4 separate regions of the Mus musculus genome follow, and all the other regions are linked to region 3. The links are chromatin loops, found by intact Hi-C in ENCODE. Cell type or tissue: heart. All regions are shown on one strand.

Region 1 (2,500 bases), 120 kb after region 3:
ATCGCTTCAGTTGAGTGATGATGAGGAGAAGTGGATGTGTTCGGGGAGCAGCATCCACCGTACTTGGGAGACAAGAAAGGGGAGTGCCTAAGGCTCTAGCCGAGGGGACCAGAAGTAGGTATGTCTAACCTTTTGATGTTTTGAAGTGGCCTTATTCACAAGCAGGTTGAACATGCCGGATACAGCATGTGGTCCACTGATAGAACCTCAGCAGCAGATGGATAGGGCAGCAGAGAGAAGGCATGAGCTCCTTTCCATTCGGGATGGTGAGTGGGAGGTAACAGTGGGTGACTTGCCACAGGCTCTGGTAACTTCATGGAAGAACACAGACAGAGCACACAAACCCAAGAGTTTTTATATCACCAAGTACACCAATATGAAACATTGCCTATCTTGAACTCCAAGTGTCTCCCATCGCCTCAGTCCCTTTTCCTGAGGCCCCCGCCCTCAACAACCTCATGCTCACTACTTTCAACACATGTTCAGAATGTGCTGGTACTTGCAGTGGTCTCTGCAGAAGTTTGAAGAGCCCAGGTGTGTGTGTGTGTGTGTGTGTGTGTGTGTAACTATTTGAGTTACATGTAGGCCTTTAGAACTCTGGAAGCCTAAGGACACCCAGTGGCAGTGTTGCAGAGGAACCAGGCAGATGCAAATGCAGGCATCTGGTAGGAGGTACAGGCATAGACATAGCATGTTAGTGTTCTGTCACTGAGACAATCAATGCACAAAGAGAAGTTTGTTATAGCATGGAGTAGCAACACTTGATAAAATATGCATACTCTGTTGCATAAAATCATGACAAGGATAAATAATAATGCATTACAAATTTCAAAATTGCTAAAGGAGCAGCTTTTAAATGTTTCCAGTTTTAAAAAGATCATAAGCATGTGAGGTGATAGATTTCATAATTATCTTGCTTTAATCATTCCCCATTGAAACCATGTATCAAAGTGTCAGGCTGGGCCCTGAAAACACTCAGTTATCATTTGATAATCTTTAAAGTGTGCATGGCTTTGACACCAAAGACTCAGATTCTGTCTTCCTGAGGGGAGTCATCATTTTAAAACAAGACAGATAAGAAGCAGAAGCAGCAGCTGCCTTGTGGTGCTTAGTCAAAGATGCTAATAGCTCCACCTGGTGGCACTCAGGGAAGTTACAACACCTTCCTAAAGGGCGAGTTCCCCTTCTTGGACCCAGCGTTATCTCTTCAAATATTCCTAACACTTCTGCAGAAGAGATTCTCACCTTCATCTTATTAATGGGGAAGGCAAGACTCAAACAGCGCAGATGACATCTCTAAAAAATTCCCACATCTGAGATGCTGAGGAGAACTGAATCCCAGCTCTGTTGTCTGTGCCAATGGCTTAGAAATCTGGCTGATCAATAAGACCATGCAGGCAGCCTTTGTGAACTGGTGGTGAGGCTGTTAGGACCACTCATATGCATGTGGATTTTTGCCTTCCTAAGCAAAAAATTAGTGTACTCACTATAGATGGAGATTGGGAGATGCCATCAGGACAGGGAGTGACTGGGACCAGAGATGGACTCTGAATAGTGCTCCAAGCCTTATTTTTATTGTCATTATTCTCTAAATAACACACTACAGCAATCAGTTACACAGCAACGACAATGTATTGGGTATTGTAAACAGTCTAGAGATAACTTAAAATCTATGGTGTCATAGGCATGAGTAAATGTATACACATATGTGAAGTTAGATGTCATTTTATTAAAAGTTTGGAGCATTCTTGGGGTTGGGTATCTTGAGGGGTGGCATGTAACCTGTCCAGAATCTCTATGGAGGGATGACTTTTGCACACATGTACATTTAACAAGCATGGGCAAGAAAGAAGAGAAATATCTGGAGGTTAGAAACGAACTCTCAAGTATCAACTGACTTAGCTGTGTGCATTGGCTTTCTGCTGTTTCCTCAAAACCTTACAGAAATGAAAGCCCAGGTATAAAGGTCCTAGGGTCCCCTGACATAAGGGGGAGGGGATGCCAGCAGGTAAAGTATCCCACAGTAATGGGGAGTGGGCAAATAGGGCTATGGCAGTATCCTTGGAGGTGCTCGAGACCTCCAACCCCGGGTGTATTCTGGCATCCTTCCCAGCTTCCTGGCAATGACCAGCAGTGCCAGCTTGGGAGAAGGGTGTCTGTAATCCCTGTCTGTGTCGTGATGACATCGTCAGTCAAAAAGTCCTACCCCAACATCCTGCTCCTTTCTTCCACGTAAATAAGAACAGGAGGAAGAGAGCCAGCCATTAACACTCGAGGGAAACCAGCTTCCTGAAAAAGGCAAGCCAAGAAAAGGAGACTCAAAGCTATGACCTTCACAGTCACGGGGACAGTTCCGGAAGTGGGAGAATAAATGTCAAGGAAAGCTAATTAGAATCCATGGGGAGATGAGAAGTGACGCTGAGTGCTTTGTTTAGCTAAAAGATGTCTGCGCCTTAATTTCTCTCTCCTGTTGGTTCTGAGACTCATCGCAAATACGTTA
Region 2 (2,500 bases), 51 kb after region 3:
AGCCTTCAGCAAAGTCAGAGAGGCGCCTTTCATGGCTTCAAAAGTTCCACCAGGTTCTCCAGCCGCAGGGGGCTGGAGTGGGTAACTGAATCCTACTCAAGGCAGGAAAAAAAAAAGCGCACAGTGACCTTTTGTCCCAGAAGTTCCCGGCTTTCCCCGGCCAGCCAGCCAGCGGAGGCGGCCCAGCCAGCCAGGAGGGTAAGGAATTGCAGATGTGCGCCCAGGGCGGCCGCCTCCCTTCTGCTCTCAAAACCCGGCTGGACACCTCGGCGTCGCTCCGGGCTGCGCAGCTATCCGGTCCAGGGCTCCCGCTCCTAGCTTTGGGCCAAGGCTCCGGGGAAGTCACTATCTATCCTGTCGCCAAGAGCTCGTTCCAGCAAAGCTTTTCCACAGTTCCCACCCTTCTAGGGACAGGAGATTCTTTTTGAGTCGCAAGCAAGATGGGCAAACCTTTCTGAGCGCACCAGGAGCTGTTTGGGACGCCCCGGGGCGGGCTGCTGACACCGCACAGGTGAGGTCTCCTGTCCTCGGTGGGCGCGGCAAACTGGGACTCTGGACCACCACTCCGAGCCCGGAATGATGAGGTTGCTCGTGGCGGCCTTTGTGGGCCAAGTGAAGGAAGCACCCTCCTGGTGGAGACACCTCTGTGTTGCGGGGCTCCTTTTCTGGGACCTGCCTCGTTGCCCCTGCTCTGTGAGGTCCTGGCTTGGTTCCTCTTACACGGAGTTTAGTCGTCCTCCTCCCCACGCCCCCATGTCCCCGAGACGTCACTCTGGGTCCGCGCGCGGGGAAGGAAGGCCTGGCTAATGAAAGCCCCACAATCGCCGCCCCTAGCAGGTCCCCTGTGCCTGGCTCTCTGGCCTAGGCTCTGAGGGAGAAGGCCGCTGTGCACTCACCGCACATGGTGGCTCCGATCGCTCCAGACGCTCAGACGACTCGCTGCGCCTCGCGCTCCCTGGCTCAGGCTCCCGCCGCTCGGTCTCCTGCCCTTATAGCCAGCCAGTAGCCCTCCGAGAGGGGTGGGGCTGGGGCGGAGCCTCCTGCCGCCTGCTTGCTCCTTATTGGTTTCTGGTTGTCGTGACAACAGCGGGGGGCCCCCAAGACTCAGGGTAAGGGGTGAGGGGCGGCTCCCAAGCTCCAGTCTCTACTGTAAGGGGAGGGAGGAAGCCCAATCGGTGGTAAACACCTTGAGTTGGAATTTTGAGTCAGTCATATTAGACGTGAAACTTTAGCAAGGGGGACAGATCGCTCCGTGCCTCAGTTTCTTCATTTGTAAAATGTGATAATAATAAAATGTACCTCTCAGATCCTCCTGAGGTTAAGGCCAGACAGACTGTGTAGACACAGAGTACAACCAATCTGTCTCTCTCTGTCTCTGTCTCCCTCTCTGCCTTTCTCTCTCTGTCTCTCTGTCTCTCTCTCTGTCTCTCTGTCTCTCTCTCTGTCTCTCTCTCTCTCTCTCTCTCACACACACACACACACACACACACACACACACACACACACACAGAGTGGACTCCTATTCTTGCAACATGCCCCACTCACTATTCCAAACTTCTTTCAGAGCAAGAAAAAGTAGCACACACTAGGCTTGTGAACTTCTTCCAAGCCTGCCAGGAGCAAACTGGGCTTGGCTGAAAAAGGGAGAAAATTGAAGCTCCTTATTAAGATATAAGATATTGACCAAGATGTGCCAGAGCCCGGACCTGAGAGGTGCAGGGGGTAGGCATCCCCCAGGTCTAAAGGAAAGCTGGGCCGCCCCGGAAACCGCCCCATAATGGAGATGCGCTGGCAGACCCGTCTGGCAAGCCGTGAGCCTGCATCCAAGCCAGGGGCTCCACCGCCCCACAGTGACCTGGAGCCTTGGTTCGACCCTGCGACGGATGAGTCACGAGGCTGGCTTTCCCCCGCCCTAGTTCCCGGCTGTCTCCTCCTCTCCTCTCTGTTCTCCAGCCCCCTCATCTCCTGAGAAAAGACCTGGCCCAATATTTGCTCACTTTGAAGCCATCTGTGTGTGCATGGTTTAACTTAAATAAATAAATAAATTGTTGAAATCTAAATCAATGGTATTCCCCAATTATAGTTTTTAAAGAGAAAAACTAGCGTAAGTCTTGTGTTTGGCGTTTTTTTTTTGTTTTGTTTTTTTTTTTTTCCGTAGCTTTGCAGCTCCCTGGGAATGGAGGTGTTGTGCCCACTGAGGAGTTTGAAATTCGATGGTACTGACTGAGAAGGTTGGGCTGAATCATCTGATGCCTAAAGCTGACTCAGGAGCAGCACTGCTCCTTCACCTCAGCGACGCAAGGTGACACTCATTCATTCATTTACCCATTCATCATTCATTCCCAAATCTGCACTTCACATCTCTCCTGGTGATAGGAACTTAATGAATGAAGACAGATCCAGCCTCCTGGCTCTTACAAAACAATGGGTGGGGCAGACACTAAGCTGGTGGTCACATAGGAAATTGGACATCTGACATCTCTGTAGAGAAGGCCCTGGG
Region 3 (2,500 bases):
ATTGTCAGGCCTCGGTTGTAGCAGGTGCAAATGGAGAGGCGACTTGGAAAAGGACTAAAGACAGCCGGGTTAGACAAGAGTTCTGGGCATGATCAAGGACTTGAAGCCTGGGAACCTGGAGTACAACGGCCCCGGAGGAAGAACCAGGACAAGCCGCGGGGCCTTGGGGTTTGTTTTTCACTAAGGCAGATGCCACACTGAATGGGATCATAACAGGGGTGCGGCCAGATGTCCAGAAGGTGGGGGTTGGGGAGACGGTGACCATGACCCTGATGAGTCAGTGACGGGTATAGCCTAAAGAGGCCTCTTATAAGAGACAAGTTTCTGCTTTGGTGTAGAGGGGTGAGGAGGGTGTCCGTCCAGTGCTGAAGGGCTTCTAGACAGTGGGTCTTTAACACTGCTGCTTTTGTTGACGCTTCTGCAGACCTCTGGCTCTCAAGTAGGTTCCAGAAGGTCTGAGGTGAATCAGATGTTTGGAAAACTCAGAATTTGGGATTCTGACTACTCTGTGTTTTGATAGAGAGGCTGCAAGTGAGACAGGGACGTTGAACACACTGAGGGAAGCTACGAACAGGTTAGGCTGAGGACTGGTCAATAAGGGATTGGAAAAATGGAGACAGTAGTTGACAAGTGGTGTCTATGGTGGTAGAGCTGTAGTCACAAGATGCCAAGGAGGAGCCAGGGAGAAGGACTCTGCGTATAGGAAGATCAAGAGACTAGGAGGCCCCATGAATCTCCGCAGAATTTGAAGAGAGCTGTGACTCTGGTTTCAAGCACTGAACTAGGGTGGTGGAGGCTCAGAGGAGCAGTAGGGTCGAGAAGGGGATCCAGACAATCACAGTGTCTCTGTCCTATTCTGCTTTTATATTGGTGTGACAAGGCACAATGACCAGAAAGCACTTCGGGGAGGAGAGGGTTTATTTTGGATTAGAACTCTGAGGTCACACTCCATCGTTAAAGGAAGTAGGAAACTCAAGGCAGGAACCAAAGCAGAGGAAGTGGGGGAACGCAGCTCACTAGGTCAGGGATGGAACTGCCTCCAGTGTGCTAGGCCCTCCCACATCAATCATTTGTGAAGAAAATGTCCCCACAAACTTTATTACAGACCAATCTTAGGGAGGCATTGTCTCAGTTAAAAGTCTCTCTTCCCAGATAGGACTAAATCGAGTTGACCAAGCCCAACTAGCAGAGTCCTCCTTTGGCCACCCCCATGCTGGCCACCAGGGGGAGTATGGTTTATTCCTGCTCAAAATTCTCCTAGTTCCTGAGTGTGCTGCTTTGAGAAAGGTTCTTTTTGTGAGCTTCTGTCCACACCTGTCCTCACCTCGGCTCTTCCCGTCACTGCTTTAGAAGCTCCAAAGAAAACAGAGCCAGCAGTTGGCATTATTAAAAACCAGCACAGCCTGGCTACCATTGTTGCAGTTTCCCTGAAGAACACTAATGAGTGCTTCCCCTCAGATTAGAATCCCTAGACATCCAAGACTGGTGTTATAGCCAACTCAATGCAAAGTAAGTAACCACAAATCATCATGGGTATGTTTACCCAGTAAGTTTCCCATTCAGATTCTGTTTTTTTCTACAGACGCTGCTCTTTGTTCTTTTTTTTTTCAAAATAATGGTGAACATACTGAGGTGAAATGACAGGGTGGGGTGGAATGGCGGGAGTCCGTGCTTTGAATGAGTGCACAGAATCCTGGGCGAAGCCTCTAAGTGCAAAGATCCCGCCAACAGTGTGTTGTGTCGTGGGCTCCATACATGGACACTGACGCCTGGTCACAGTGGCCGGGCTGGGAGGAACAGTGGAAGAACTTTTGGCAGAAGGAAGTTCTTACCGAGGCTGGAAAACAAAGCAAAGGGCTGGGTCTGAGACTTTGAAACACATTTGGGCCAAGTGCTCAGAAGGAGGAGGGACTCAGAACGGGGAGGGGCATGTGTGCTGTGTCCACAGAACCACAGCCACCTGTACTGGCAGGAGTGGTAGGTAAGGAGATTGGAGTGATGCGGCCTTTGGGGACAGAGTGGCGTTGGTGACCATGGGCTGATGGGCACATAGGCCGCCTTGTTTATTGCTCTGCCTTATTTAGACAAATGGGTAAATGGTTGCTTTTGTGCCACCTCTTCATCATTTAAAACTGAAAGGGATTCCAAAACAAAAGCAACAACTCCATTGTTGGGTTCTCTTCACAAAGGGCTGTGGTCCTGAGAAACTGGGTGGAAGATACCCCTACAGGTAAAGCCCCAGTTTTCCTTCACCCTATTCTTCCTGTGGCCCTTACCTATCTGTCTTTGCAGCATGATAGGCTGGAAATCTGGCTGTAAGGTAAAGGGCAGCCGTTACGGGTGGTAAGCAAGGAGCTAAGTGATGTGATTCAACGTGCATTTTAGAAAGCTCACTAAGACTTGTAAGATTTGAAGAATGGCGGGCTAAGACGACAAGACCAGTTGAGAGCTACAGCAAAGGCCATTTTGAGAAACTGAAGCATGGGTTGGGGCTATCTAT
Region 4 (2,500 bases), 130 kb after region 3:
CATGTCCTGAGTAGACTATGTTAGCCCTCGAATGCAGCTATAGTTCGTTACTTAAATTAGGACCCCATAATTTAAAAAACAAACAAACCCTGCCTATTAATTATTTTTTTCCTGCATAGTTAGGGCAGGAACAATTAGTTGACTATTGAAGAGTGTAAGTTTTCTTTCTCGGAAGATCAAGACACTGGATAGGGTTAAACGTCTGAGAATTTAATCTGTGCTCCCAAGTGATTGACAGGCCAAGGAAAAAGCAAAATGAATCAAGAGGAGGAAAAAAAAATCAAGGGTAAAGTGGAGATAAAAGTGGACGAGAAAGAAAAAGAGCAACTAAACCGCGGAGAAACAGCTTTAGGAGAGGAGGAGACAGAAGGCGCGGAGAAGGAAAGGCGCAGAGAGAGCGGGAAGAGAGGCTGGGAGGGCGGGCAGGAGCGCGCCGGGCCGGCTCACTGCTCCGAGACCGGGGGGAACGCGGACGGGGCTAAAGCGTCGGGCTGCCAAGAGTCCACCCCCGCACGACGCGGGATAGTCGCGCCCAGCAGCGTCAGCCAATGAGAAGCCGGGATGTTGGAGAGGCGGCGGTGAGCGGGGCGTTCGCTGGCTGGGGTGGGAGGGGGACGGCGGCCGCCGCCATGATGCTTGTTTGCTTTCAATGAAAACGAGGGGGGCGCGGAAGAGGAGGCGTCGGCGTCGGTGGCGGCGGCGTCGACGGCGCGGAGGCGAAGGCGGCGGCCGGCGCGGCGAGGAGGGCGAGGCCGGGGTCCGAGAGGGCGGCAGAGCGTAGCGGCGGCTCGTGGGGTCCGGGGCGGCCGAGGCGGGCGGCTGAGGAGCGGCGGCCGAGGAGGGGGAACAAAGAGCGGCGGCGGAGGCGCTGCAGCAGCGGGCGGGACTGGTATGGTGGTTCCACAGGGCAGACCCCGCTGCACTCATCGGGAGGAGGCGGCGGCAGCGGCGGAGGAAGGCGGCGCAGCTCGAGAGGTGAGCGCGACGGGCCCGAGCGACGTCCCGCCGAGGCTCTGCTGCCTGCGCTCCCCCATCCCCCCCCAGGGGTCGCGCCCCGGCGGGGACCCCGAGCGCGCACTCGCGCACAACTTAGGAGTTCTCGGAGTGACGTCTGTCCGTCCCCCTCCTTCACACACAGCGATCGCCATCCCGTCGGTCCCCTGGCCGCGCCCCCCGCGCGGAGTCCCGGGGCTCGGCCTGGGTTGGGGGTGGGGGGTGGGAGTGTTGATTGACGGCAGTGCGGTGGCGTACAGAGGGCGGTGGCGTGAACCCTGGCTTCTCGGACCCCCGCCTCCGGCCGGTCACGCACCTCAAGAGAGGAGCTGGGGTGCCGGGACTAGGGACAAACCGGTGGCAACTTTGGAGAAGTGGCTGTGCTGGGGGGGGGGGGGTGTGCACTGTGCGGCGTGGAACTTGGCACTCCGTGGATTGACTTAATGCTCACCCTTTTTCTCCTAAAGTATTTTAAAGTCCGTTTAACGCAGATATTGGTAGGGGCGGGGCGGATTACGTGGCCAAAGAAGTGATTATCAGCTGAAGAGATTATTGGACTCAGGACTCAAGTACTAATTTCTGGAAGAAAATTTCCCTAGTTTAACCTAGTTTCAAAGACAGTGGTTATTTACTTTGGTGACCCCCCCTTCCCCCCCCCCCCCCCCCCCGCCTTGACTCTTTCTACCCTGACAACGGTCTTCAGAGACTGCTCATAAGCAACTGTAATTCTTTACTTTTAACTGTTTCTGCAAGTGACAACATTGTGCACAGGCCATCTTGTTACTGTGTTTAAATAATCTGCTAGAATTTGAGTACAGGTAAACCTGTTTTACAGGTAGATTGCCTGATTGACTACTAGGTCTAAATTCTTCTCTGCCTCTGCTTGGAATTTTAACTTTGGAGAATAAATGAAAAAACAATTCGGTGTGTAATAGCACTGTCTTTCCCACACTAGAAATTTTCACCATCCCGCAACCGTTCTGTAGGCTGGTCAAAAGATTGTGAAGGCGTATTTTGCTTTTTGTAATTGCTGCCAGTCTTTTGAAGTTGGCGCTTTGAAGAATACATTTTAGAATTAAAATTACGTGGAGCCAGTGGTCTAGTCAAATTCTCTGACCTGGCTCTGAGGAACCAAGCCTAGAATGAAGAGACTGGATCAGGATGTTAGAGTTAGGAGGGTAGTCATAAAGCAGACGTTAAGGGTGATATAGTTGTTAAGTATTTGGGGTTTGGAGAAGGAAGCGGGTATTTTTATCAGGTAGATATTAAAGTAGGTCAGGTAGCCATTTCACAGGTGCACAGGTGCTTGCTAACGTGGACAAAAATGTATGTGGCAGACATTTTCTAGTGTGACTGGAATATTCTTGAAAGAGAATCCTTGTATAAGTTGAGATGTATTATGGTTGCTGGGAAATTTCAGGCTTTTTTTTTTTTTTTGAACAGACATAGACGCTGATATACAGAACTTGGTCCTGACTACAAATAAAGGCATTATAGGAATTTGCCT

The links. Peaks named below come from ENCODE experiments on the same cell type or tissue, not always from the same donor. Only the 100,000 strongest peaks of a DNase experiment are listed, where the experiment ranks them.
Region 1: it touches region 3 in a loop (5-fold over the local background); 25 of 42 quality-filtered maps call a loop at or near these places.
Region 2: a loop joins it to region 3, with 1.9 times the contacts of the local background. A loop is called at or near these places in 4 of 42 quality-filtered maps.
Region 4: a loop joins it to region 3, with 2.4 times the contacts of the local background. A loop is called at or near these places in 22 of 42 quality-filtered maps.

What each region holds. Positions count from the first base shown.
Region 1 is chr11:49,726,703-49,729,202 of GRCm38, reverse strand. It overlaps Gm36411 (a long non-coding RNA gene), which reads right to left. Exons shown (of 4, transcript XR_879826.3): 4 at 1,553-2,500. Among named protein-coding and RNA genes, the nearest start is that of Gm36411, 14 kb to the right of the region's middle. In heart, a CTCF peak has its summit at 1,151 (motif pointing left); no DNase peak of the experiment used is centred here.
Region 2 is chr11:49,792,640-49,795,139 of GRCm38, reverse strand. It overlaps Gfpt2 (glutamine fructose-6-phosphate transaminase 2), which reads right to left and starts at 985. Exons shown (of 19, transcript NM_013529.3): 1 at 897-985. The coding sequence starts at 903. Gm36507 (a long non-coding RNA gene) reads left to right here. Exons shown (of 4, transcript XR_003949545.1): 4 at 1-902. In heart, no CTCF peak of the experiment used is centred here; DNase peaks (open chromatin) are centred at 189, 1,009 and 1,839; H3K4me3 peaks cover 1,897 bases; H3K27ac peaks cover 1,617 bases; H3K27me3 peaks cover 278 bases.
Region 3 is chr11:49,843,883-49,846,382 of GRCm38, reverse strand. It overlaps Gm36507 (a long non-coding RNA gene), which reads left to right and starts at 86. Exons shown (of 4, transcript XR_003949545.1): 1 at 86-168. In heart, a CTCF peak has its summit at 1,208 (motif pointing right); a DNase peak (open chromatin) is centred at 1,222; H3K4me3 peaks cover 816 bases; H3K27ac peaks cover 798 bases.
Region 4 is chr11:49,710,829-49,713,328 of GRCm38, reverse strand. Cnot6 (CCR4-NOT transcription complex, subunit 6) reads left to right here and starts at 607. Exons shown (of 12, transcript NM_212484.2): 1 at 607-975. In heart, a CTCF peak has its summit at 1,021; DNase peaks (open chromatin) are centred at 538 and 1,088; H3K4me3 peaks cover 2,384 bases; H3K27ac peaks cover 1,823 bases.